2 separate regions of the Homo sapiens genome follow, and region 2 is linked to region 1. The links are chromatin contacts, found by Hi-C in ENCODE. All regions are on one chromosome and are shown on one strand. The core of a region is the stretch at or near the end of the contact, and the rest is flanking DNA. Distances in the headings are between cores, read along the strand shown. Region 1 holds the start of TMEM19 (transmembrane protein 19). Region 2 holds the start of E2F7 (E2F transcription factor 7).

Evidence for each region. Hi-C counts contacts between places; a loop is a spot of excess contacts on that map. Pooled maps may share reads with other maps.
Region 2: a map with no recorded cell type shows a loop between it and region 1 (7-fold over the local background). The contact joins the promoter of E2F7 here to the promoter of TMEM19 in region 1. A Hi-C loop is called at or near these places in 5 of 37 single-sample maps with no recorded cell type and 4 of 50 pooled maps.

The regions. Positions count from the first base shown.
Region 1 is chr12:71,682,839-71,688,690 of GRCh38, forward strand. It overlaps TMEM19 (transmembrane protein 19), which reads left to right and starts at 3,244. Exons shown (of 6, transcript NM_018279.4): 1 at 3,244-3,972. The coding sequence starts at 3,843. LOC124902965 (a long non-coding RNA gene) reads right to left here and starts at 3,226. Exons shown (of 2, transcript XR_007063367.1): 1 at 3,084-3,226. RefSeq lists silencers at 3,516-3,585, 3,576-3,791 and an enhancer at 5,140-5,209.
Region 2 is chr12:77,061,913-77,067,764 of GRCh38, forward strand. It overlaps E2F7 (E2F transcription factor 7), which reads right to left and starts at 3,657. Exons shown (of 13, transcript NM_203394.3): 1 at 3,433-3,657; 2 at 2,631-2,723. The coding sequence starts at 2,723. RefSeq lists enhancers at 966-1,025, 1,056-1,205, 3,605-4,311, 4,047-4,276 and silencers at 3,497-3,546, 3,567-3,996.

The DNA.
Region 1 (5,852 bases), core at 1,994-4,493:
GGCACTCAAATCACTCAAATATTCGCACATTTCAGAAAATCTAAACCAATCCCTTTGAATTAGATTCAAAGGGATTGTAAATAAAATCTGATAATTTCCTATCACACAGTAAGTGCTTTTTGACATTAGGATAATTTTTGTGATTGGTATTGAATATAAATGTCTATCATAGAAAAATCCAAACTTTATATCAAAGAGCACTTAACCATAAATGGGTATTTATATTGTGAAATTTAAAGATCAGCGCAACAATGAACTTTCAGTTTATTCTATGATTGCTATAGTAAGTCTCAAACTGCATGTTTTCTACAGGAAATAAATCTGATGAAGACAATTAACTGTTGGAACCATTTAAACAAATGTGTTTGTTTCTTAACTTCTTAGAGTCATTAATAATACACTCTAACTATCCCATGTAGAGACAACATTTCTCAACCTTAAATTTGATCACAGGTATCTTTTGAGTGGTAGGGATGCCTACTAATAACAAAGAATAACTACTATTAAGTTAAAAAATATAGTTTAGGAAATGCCTAACCAGAAATTTTCCATTGCCAGAAAATGGCTTCCAAAGTAAATAGAAAAACAAAGACTTTGTTGAAATTTTTAAGATTGATAGTCTATAAAAATTGTAACAGTAAAATCGTGATTTTTTAAAAGTATACAAGAGCCCCTCCCACTCCCTTTATCCTTGGAGATACATTCCAACACCCTCAGTGGATGTTTGAAACCCTGGAAAATACCAAACCCTATATATACTATTTTTTTCCAATTCCTATATACCTATGATAAAGCTTAATGTATAAATTAGGCACCGTAAGAGATTAGGAGGAATACCTAATAATAAAATAGAACAATTATAACAATATATTGTAATAGAACTAAAATAAGGGCACTGTGATACTGCAACAGTCCATCTGATAACTGCAATGGCTCCTAAGTGACTAACAAGAGAGTAATGTCTATTGCATGGATGGATATGCTAGATAAACGGAGGATTCACGTCCCAGGTGGGATGGAGCTGGATGGCATGAGATTTCATCATGCTACTTTGGCATGCAATTTAAAACTTATGAATATTTCTGGAATTTTCTTTTTAATATTTTCGGATTGTTACCGGTGGAAGGTGTCCAGGTTCTTGGTGTTTTGAACAAAGAACTGGAAAAACACACAAGCAAAGCAAGGAAAGAATGAAGCAACAAAAGCAGAGATTTACTGAAAACAAAAGTACGCGCCACAGGGTGGGAACCATCTGAGCATAGGGGCTCAAGGGCCTCCTTACAGAATTTTCTAGGGTTTAAATACCCTCTAGAGGTTTCCCATTGGTTACTTGGTGTACACCTTATGTAAATGTAAATGAAGTACTAGCCCACAATCAGTCTGATTGGTTGTGAAAAACAACCAATTAGAGGCTGAAGCAAAGTTACAAAGTTACACTCCTACGCAAACGTCTGATTGGTTGCAGAAAGCTACCAAGCAGAGATACTTTCAATTTTCTATCTGCCACGCAGAAAAAAAGAGGGGTTTGCAAAGGGCGTAGCTTTGGGTCCTTTTGTTACTTAGGTATGGGAAGTTGGGGTTTTCCTTTTGATTTAGCTCTAGGAAGTCAGCATGAATCGGCCTTAGGTTCCCTGCCTCAATAGGAGACCCTATTCTCCTGCCTCAAGATCATGTTTAACCCTTGGTAACTGAAACTGCCTATTGCATATAAGAACTACTGTATTTTAATTATATTAACTCCTCTAAATTATTTTGGTCTTAAGCTAGAATAACTTTTATGGAGAAAAACATCTATAATTGGTCACTGAAAAAAATAGAAGGGAAAATATTCATCTAAAGGGTCAGTTCACTGACACTACTATTTAATATGCATTTTTTAGCCAGATCTAATAGTCATGAGAAAATCATCCCTGACATCCAGGGACTGACCTGACACAGCTACACCACAGTGTTGGGAGATAGCTTGACATTCACAACTAGGCTATGATTTTCCTATCGAACACCAACTAATCAGAGAGGGTCACTCTGTGACTGTGGTGAAGCAAGGCAAAAAAAAGAAAAAAAAAAAAAAGACCAGTTTATAATTTTGTCTAAGCAGAGACAAAAACAATGCGACTGTGCAAACCACAAAACATTAGCTTTCATTATTAATAATTTTACCCAGTAGTCTGGTAACATTGATACTGGCCAGTCAGCTTGGTGAAATAATCCAAACATTTACCTATGCAGAACAGACTAAGACAAAAATAAAGTAGGCACATAATACATTTCAGCATAAAGACCATATATGTATATTATCTAGTACAGGAAGCCCACTACTATTTAGTCCTACTTCACAGATTTGATTCTTAGTTAACTACTTAATTAGATGTCTTACCAAAGAAAATGACAAGCTGTCTTGGCATGTATTTTGAAATTTAAAATAATGTGAGCTTTTTTAAAGTAACTACTCTTGGGGCTTAAAACACAATTGCATACTGTGTCTGAAATGGATTTGGCTCCTCTTCTTACACTGTCAGCAATTAACTGAAAAAATTGATAAATATTATGTAATTATCAGTTAATTACTGTTAACCCAGGCAAACAAGTTAATTTCACATAAAACATGAAATCAGGCCGGGCGCTGTAGCTCACGCCATTAAACCCAGCACTTTGGGAGGCCGAGGTGGGTGGATCCCCTGAGGTCAAGAGTTCGAGACCAGCCGGGCCAACATGGCAAAACCCCGTCTCTACTAAAAATATAAAAATTAGCCGGGCGTGGTTGTGGCGCCTGTAATCCCAGCTACTCCGGAGGCTGGAGCAGGAGAATCGCTTAGAACCTGGGAGGCGGTGGTTGCAGTGAGCAGAGATCGTGCCACTGCACTCCAGCCTGGGCGGCAGAGAGAGACACTGTCTCGAAAAAAAAAAAAAGAAAAGAAAAGAAATCAGCCACGATTCAGATTTTTAATGCTAACAAGACGTTTTGCTTTCTAAATGCACACACCTTTAATATAAGGGGTGTGAGGACAGATATTTCCACAATCTAAGTGGTGTTATGACAATAATTACGAGAGCTCAGTAATAGAAACTATGTTTAACTTTACCTCGCTAGCAGCCAGGAGTCTAGCACATTATAGGTACTAAACAATGTTGTTTAGTACCTATAATGTGGTTTTGGAGAAGCAGTGCAAACGCAGCCGGCCAGGATGCCAGCAGTGCCTGCCCACGTGAGCTAGGCGACATCCCCCTAAGCGGCTGCGGCGCATGCCCACAGCGGGCGAGGCGCTAGAGGCGGGGGCGCCGGGAGGCGCGGGCTTTGCTCCTGGGGTCTCGGCCTTGGCCGGCTGGACCTGACCCTAGGGCGGCTTGCGCAGCTGTCGGGACGTGACTGCGTTCAGCCGCGTCGGGCGTGCTTCCCAGACTTGCCCAAGTTCGGGTGCCCTAGCTGCCCCTTTGCAGCCGCTGGCCTACCCGGCCCGCGGGTGAGAAGGTTGCGACGGGAGGTGGGTGGAACTCGCCAGCGCCGGGACCGCGGATTGGCTGCCTCGGCTTTCTCTTTTCCCCGTGGGCTCCGGCGTGAGGCGCTGAAGCGGCCGGCAGCCGGCGACCGGCCCTCACCGTCCGCCGGGTTGCGCTCTGCTTTTGCGGTGAGGCGTTGACCACGCCCATATGAATTGGAGCTCTCCGCCAGTAGGAGTTTCCGGAAGGAGTTTGAATTTTTGTGATTTTTATGCTTGTTTGGTCGGTGGAATATGTTGGGATTTATGTTTGCCTCTGAACAAGTGTCTTGCTCACATCGTAAATGACTTTCTCTCCGAAACGCTAAATATTCTTTCCCGCAGGAGCTCATATCCTTATTTTCCATGACAGATCTTAACGACAATATATGCAAAAGATATATAAAGATGATAACTAATATAGTTATACTGAGCCTGATCATTTGCATTTCGTTAGCTTTCTGGATTATATCAATGACTGCAAGCACCTATTATGGTAAGTCTGAGTGTTCTAAGTTGTTTCTCTGTAATCTAGTCAGAGGAAATTAAAACCATACCATTGTGAAATCCAAAACTCATATCCTCTGAATGGTTATGAATGGTTGTGTTTACTTAACTTCCATAGCCTGATTTAACTTACTAACATGATAGTATAAACAATGCCTTTAATAAATGCTTGTTGTGATAATTCGAGTTATACCTATTTCTTTTTTTTTTTAATTTTTATTTTGTATAAGATAGGGGTCCCTCTGTGTTGCTAGGCTGGTCTCAAACCCCTAGGCTCAAGTGATCCTCCCACCTGTGTCTCCCAAAGTGCTGGCAATACAGGCCACCACTTCTGGACTAGTTACACCTATTTCAAAATGTCTTTATATTTTATGTAACTATTCCATCTGTCTTGGTAAAAGATAAGTGAGGCGAATATAGCTTTGTAAAGCAATTACAGTGATGCTTTTAATTTTGAATAAGAATATTAGTAATGGGCCAGGCGCGGTGGCTCACGCCTGTTATCCCAGCACTTTGGGAGGCCGAGGCGGGCAAATAACCTGAGGTCGGGAGTTCAAGACCAGCCTGGCCAACACGGTGAAACCCCAGCTCTACTAAAACTAGAAAAAAGCTGTAATCCCAGCTACTTGGGAGATGGAGGCAGGAGAATCACTTGAACCCTGGAGGCGGAGGTTGCAGTGAACCAAGATTGAGCCACTGCACTCCAGCCTGGGCCACAGAGCGAGAATCCGTCTCAAAAAAAAAAAAGTAGTAATGTAGTTTATCAGTTTCACATGTTCTGTAAAAATAATAAGAATTAAAAACGGTATACTATTTACATTTGGAGAGCTGAAGGACTTATCTGCCATTTGGTTGCTTCAAAAGAATAGACTCCTTTTAAAGCCTAAAGCTACATTGCTTAAATATAAGGTACTCTGGACTCAGATCTTTAAAGTTTTAAAGGTGCTTTAGAGCATAAGCCTCCATTTACACAAACTTCCTTCTCCTATGAAAACAAAATACTGGTCAGTTTGCAACAAAGGAAAAATGAAAAGGAGAATGAGAATGCTTGTATCGTAAGGGATTGCCATTTCAGACTGTAGGCTTTTTGCAAAGAGACATGTGAATAGTTGGAAAGGGTTCTCCAGGCTACAGAAGCTCTCAGTGCAGTTCGTTCATAATGATTCACAGTGGGGCATCAGAGTTTTAGGGGAGGGGTGTAAGAAAAGATTCTTGTTAGTGACAGTATTTACTATGACTTGAACTAAATGGAATAAATCAGGATTTGTAAACTGAAATATCCCTCTGGGGCCAGTCACCTAATGCAAATGAATCTGTGTACGTTTTTGTGTATTAGACCTGTGGTAATAGTTTTCATTTCCAGAAATAGGATATTTCTCATCTTTTGTTGAATGCTTGGGCCCTCTTTGTCTTTCATTTCCCCTTTATTTTTCTGAGACGGAGTTTCGCTCTTTTTGCCCAGGCTGGAGTACAGTGGCACGATCTCAGCTCACTGCAACCTCTGCCTTCTGGTTTCTCCTGCCTCAGCCTCCCAAGTAGCTGGGATTACAGGTGCCTGCCACCATGCCTGGCTAATTTTTGTATTTGTAGTAGAGACAGGGTTTCATCATGTTGGCCAGGCTGGGTCTCGAACTCCTGACCTCAGGATCCTCCTGCCTTGGCCTCCCAAAGTGCTGGGATTACAGGCATGAGCCACTGCGCCCGGCCCATTTTCTCATTTTTGATAGAAACATAGATACAAGCAGTGGTTCACAGTTTTCTTTACCATAAGGAAATCACTTTGCCTTGGCGTTTAGGAGCCTATCAGGAGGGGTGGGAACTTTAAATGGGAAAGCCACGGCCTGTTTAAAGGAGGGCACCTCTCTTTAC
Region 2 (5,852 bases), core at 2,407-4,906, 5.4 Mb after region 1:
ACTAAGGCTTAGCCCAAATGTTCCTTCCTCTGTGAAGCTTTTTAACTCCCTCTGAACTTCCCATGAATTTATTTCCTCCTCTTCTTTCTGCCCAGGTAATTTGTTCCTACTCCTAGTATAGCACTCACCAAATCACAGTATAGTTTTACATCTGGGCCCCTGAAAGTCTCCCTGGTAACTGAGGGCAGGGTGGACAACATGTTCATCTTTAGGCTATCAGTCTGATTCAAAACAGTGTGAAGACTATGTGCCTATGGGTGCTTTACAAAAACTCAATGTGGGGAGTATTATATATTGATTCCAATTTATGGAAGAAAAAAATGGATTTAGGGAGATTAGGAAACTCATTAAATCACCGTATCCCCAGCATCTGGAACAAAAATATTTGTTGAAAGACTTTCTAAGTATATTTGTTTTAGGTCACATAGCTAATAAATGGCAAAGTAGGAAATCAAACCCAGGACCTCTTGGCTCTTAAACCCCATGTTTTCATTATCCCTAGAAAGCATCCTTCCTTTACTTCATAGCAGCATGAAAAAGACAGACAGAAGCCCCTCCTAGTAACTCTGTGGAAGCACCCTGTTCTCATCTCTTGCCTTCTATTTGAGTTGACATAATCCCTGCTCATAAATGCTATTTCAAACATTGTCACTGCTTTCCCAATCTCTTTAAGTCACTTGAGTTTTTTTTCCCCACACACATTAGAATGTGAAAGCTCAACTGGACACAGTAGCACTTGCTGATGCTAGAGGAGAAGGGTCTTTGTTGAAGGTACTTGATAAAAGTCATTGACCCAGAGGAAGAGAAGTAAAGCACTGACTTAGACGTTATATAAATGTATGGATGTGTATTTTTTCAAGGCTGAACCATCCAAATTGGAAAGGAAAACAAAGTTTTGCTCTAAAACTCTCAAAGCCAAAACTCTGAATATATACTTTAAGTCTGGGCATTTCCACCCTCATGACTTAGATAATTAAAAAAAAAAAAAAAAGGCCACTTTAAATAATCTTCACTTTATCTGTGGTTTCACTTTCAGTGGCCAACTGCGGTCCAAAAATATCACATGGAAAATTCCAGAAATAAACAATTCATGAGTTTTAGATTGTGTGCAGTTCTGTGTAATGAAATCTCACGTCATCCTGCTCCGTCCTGCTTCGGATGTGACTCACCCCTTTGTCCAGCGTATTTGCACGGTAGATACTACCTGCTCGAGCAGCCACTGTGTTTTCAGGCTGGCTGTCACGGTATTGCAGTGCTCATGTTCGAGTAACTCTTATTTGACTTCATAATGGCTCCAAAGCACAAGAGTAGTGATGCTGGCAATTTGGATATGCCAAAGGGAAGCCATAAAGTGCTTCTTTTAAGTGAAAAGGTGAACGTTCTTGACTTAAGGAAAGAAAATCGTACGCCAAGGTTGCTAAGATCTACTGTAAGAATTAGTCTCCTATCTGTGAAATTGTAAAGAATGAAAGAGAAATTCATGCTAGTTTTGCTGTCATACCCCAAACTGCAAAAGTTATAGCCATGGTACATAAGTACTTAGTTAAGATGGAAAAGGCACTAAATTTGGGGGTGGAAAACATAAACAGAATAAACAGAAATGTGTTCCAACTAATGGCAATCTGGTTCACTATTATCCACAGTTTCAGGTACTCACTGCAGGTCTTGGAACACATTCCCTGTGGATAAGGGGAACTACTGTATTTCTTTACCTAATAAAAATAAATCAAAATGCCGGACAAAAAAAAAATCCCTAGATGGGGGAGCATACAATTTCGCATCTATCCTAAATTAGCAATTATCAAGTATTCTTCAAAGGCTCATATGAGCCTGGGTTGCTTTGCAACCAAGGAGTTTCACTGTTGATGCTAAGCCTAAAAATAAGACCAGGAGCTCGGAGAAGTTCAATGCCCAAGTTGCTACTCACAGATTTATATTCAAAGTTTCTAAAACTTGGTTTGTTATTTCTATTTGCCTGTGCCTAAAAATGCTCAGATAGTTTAGACATTGTTATGGCCAGTTTACTTTGTAATGTTCTTGAAAACAACATCTTGGTCTTACAAATCACAAGGGGTGCAAAATGTAAGGGAATGGCTCAGTGCAAAACTAGCAACAGTATGGTAAAATATTCAGAATATACTGATGAGTTCAGCCACTTTATCTCCCTATATAGTAGGCACAGGTCTACTCTTGGGTGAATGGAACAGTCTCTGGGAGCTAGTTCATTGGTATGAAGACATTTCACAGCACTTTAATAATCCAGCATTTATGCCTGCAAAGGTCTATTTTCCTGGGAACTGAGGCTTAGCATTCCTACAGAGCACTAGCTACACCACCCTTGACAACTGTATTATAAACTTTGATTGCTGTAGCCAGCATATTTTTGACTTATATAAATTGGTTACAACATTACATGTAACCTTGCCTATTTTTCCCACTATATCTGAGAGTAGAATTCCAACAATAATGGTTTGGATGGCTCTATTTTTAAAAAAGAATGTTTCTATAATGTTTATCAATATTAATTATTATGCTTAAATACAAATACAAATGGCATGTTGGAACACTTAATTGAATTCAACATCACCATCCTTAACATATTAGAAACTAAGGTGTTTATGTTTGCTTACCTTTTGTGCATTTTCCCCATCTTCAACTGCAAAATCTAGTCTGGGCTGCCTGGGGCTGATCAGGTCTTTTAGTGTTAAACAATTTACCTCCATCTGTAATGCACAATTACACTAGAAAATGATTTTGCAATTAGGTATTTTTTCCTCAAACAAAAATATCTACATATGTGTTACTTGTTTGTCAATATGAAATTCCCCCTTCTCTAAGCACATCCTGGGCATTTCCAGGAGTTGTAGCCACCCTCAACTTTCTAAAACTCACGCGAACAAACTCAAACACCTAAAGTGTGCTTAGTAATACTGAAAATCTGGGAAGAAAAAAATCTACAAAAATAGTAACTCCTTATGAAAAGCTAGATGGCAAAATAAAGTTACCAAGTCGGAAGGGTGTTGGGCAAATCTGTCAGAAAAGTACAGGGTCTCCCAGGTCAGTTAATTTTGGCGCAAAGAACTGAGAGGAATTCGGCTTTGAGGGGTTTTGAATCGGGGGAAGGAAACCCGATCGCTAGACCAAACCCACTCAGCGCTGAGCGCAGCCCCTTCCCAGGCCTCCAAGCAGATCCCCCAAATAAACTTCTCCAATGAAAGCTCCAAGTTGTGGGGAAGGGCAAATCCCCTCTACTGCCGGGCCGGAGTGAGAGCTGCACCCGGCACACCCTCTGCGCACCGGGTTCCCCGGCAGAAACACCTCGAGCCCTCGCCAGCCGGGGGACGTGAGGAGTGGCAGGCTGGCAGCCGGGGCGGGAGTGGGCCCTGTATCCCAATTCCCGCCTCCCCACTGGCGCTGGGGCCGCACGCTTACCCCTGCTTTCCTAAGGAGGCTTCCTGCCTCTGCAGGGACCTCCACGGACCCAAGCCGATGAGGGAAGGTGGTGCGGCGATCAGCAGCCGGGCGGCGGCATCGGGAAGGGAGAGCGAGGCGCGCAGATCCCCGCGCCGAGTGCCCTGGGCTGGCGGGGACCCCGCGGCGTCCGGGCAGCGCCAGCGCTCAGACCGGCCGAGCGCAACTCCAGCCTGGATCGTAGTCCCCGCTAAAACACCTCCTCTGGCGCCTTGAGACCGAATTTGAGAATCCACCAATCAGCGGCGGCCGGCGGGGCGGCCCCGGCCAATCGTGCGGCGGCACGGCCCGGGCTCACCGCCCCTCGGAGTCTTGGCGCTCCGAGCCGCGCGTTTTGCCCTCACCCGCCCAATTGTTGCCGCCTCGGCCCCCTCCCCCTTCCGGGTACCTGGAAACCTCGGGCCCGGGAGCCAATTCCTGCTGGGGACGCGGGCCCCGGCGGCCGCGGGAAGCCAAGGTGGGGGCGGCGCGGGGCGGCGCGGGGCGGCGGGAGAAGGAAGAGGAGGAGGAGGGCTCTTTTGTTATGCATAGAAGACCCGCGCACGTCCCCGCGGCTTGCCGCGCCCGGGGACCCCGGGCACAGCCAGAGGACAGGAAAGCAGATGGGGTTTGGAAGAACGATCTACACCCTCTGGATGCTGCTGCCGCCATCCCCGCCCGCCCTCAGCAACCTGTGCGGAAGCGGAGTTGTCCAGACTTGCCGGGGCAAACTTCTTAACATCGCACGCTGGTGTGACACATGAACCATGGTTACCGCTCTGCTGCGAGCAGATGGCACGCCAGTTAGCCCTGGAGACAAGACTGGAAGCCAAACCAGAAGTTTTTCTAACTTTTTTTTGTTTGTTTGTTTTGTGTGTGTGGCAAATCCGGAAATGTTTTTTGGTGTTCCCTTTTCGGCAAATTGCAAATAATTAGGAGGGAAAAAGCTTTATATAAAAAAGTAGTTCTTTGCAATAGGGACTAGCATTCTGGGAGACAGTCTAGAAAATTTCCTCAACACCACTGATCTGTATTAAATGTTTCACTTCTTTCATCCTACAGTTTCTTGTTTAAAATATGAATGTTGGTAGAGATGGACTTTTTACAAAACAGACTTTATTGTTTAGAAGTTTTCAATTTACAGAAAAATTGAGATAGTACCAAGAATTCCCATATATTCAGCACCCAATTTCACCCACTATTAACATTTTGTGTTAGTATAGAATATTTTTTGAAATTAATGATCTAATATTGGTACATTCTTCTGAGCTCAAGTCATTACTTTATTCAGATTTACTTAATTTTTTCCTAATGGCCCTTTTTTCTGTTCAGGATACCACATTACCTTTAGTTCCTATGTCTCTAGGCTCCTCTTGGCTATGACAGTTTCTCATACTTTCCTCATTTTTGATACCTGGACATTTTTGAGTAGTATTGGTCAAGTATTTTGTAAGATATCCCTCAACTGAAATGTGAGACAGCCTTCTTAAAGCATCAGACATTCTTAAATGTACAGACATGTCCCTACCCCCCATCTACTTTACAGCAAAGGTATCATTTTCCTTTCTATACCAAGACTCCATTCTTCACCACTTACCCTCCAAATATTTTTATTTTATTTTATTTTTGGAGACGGAGTCTTGCACTGTCACCCAGGCTAGAGTGTAGTGGCCCAATCTCGGCTCACTGAAACCTCCACCTCCTGGGTTCAAGCGATTCTCTGCCCCAGCCTCCCGAGTAGCTGGGACTACAGCCGTGCGCCACCACGCCCAGCTAATTTTTGTATTTTTAGTAGAGATGGGGTTTTGCTGTGTTGGCCAGGTTGGTCTCGAACTCCTAACCTCAGGTGATCTGCCTGCCTGCCTTGGCCTCCCAAAGTGCTGGGATTACAGGTGTGAGACACCGTGCCCGGCCTCAAATACATATATTTTAAATGAACTCTCAGCAGAATTCAGAATGCTCAATCAAGTCCTTCACTTCGTACTCTAGATTGCTGGTAAATACGGCCTAAAAAAAAAAAAATCACTGCTAGGTCATACATTGAAAAGAGAAAAGTATGCAAAACATTAAACAAAAGAAAATAGTAATAAAAATCTGACATTTTTTATAGGAATAACATTTTGAACTGAAATCTCTTTTGTAGGTAGAAACCTAATGAGAAGTTTAAACAATAAAAAATTGCAACTTATTAAATTTTGCACATATGTGGAAGCAGAAGTTTAGATAAGGAAATACTTTTCCCAACAGTATTCATTTTCTATGGCTGTTGTAACAAATTACAACTGGCTTATAAGGACAGAGATTTAGTCTCTCACAGTTCTGGAAAGTTAAGGTATTCCCAGGGCCACACTCCCTCTGGGGCTCTTGTCCTTTTCCTCTTCCAGTTTCTGGTGGCTGTTAAC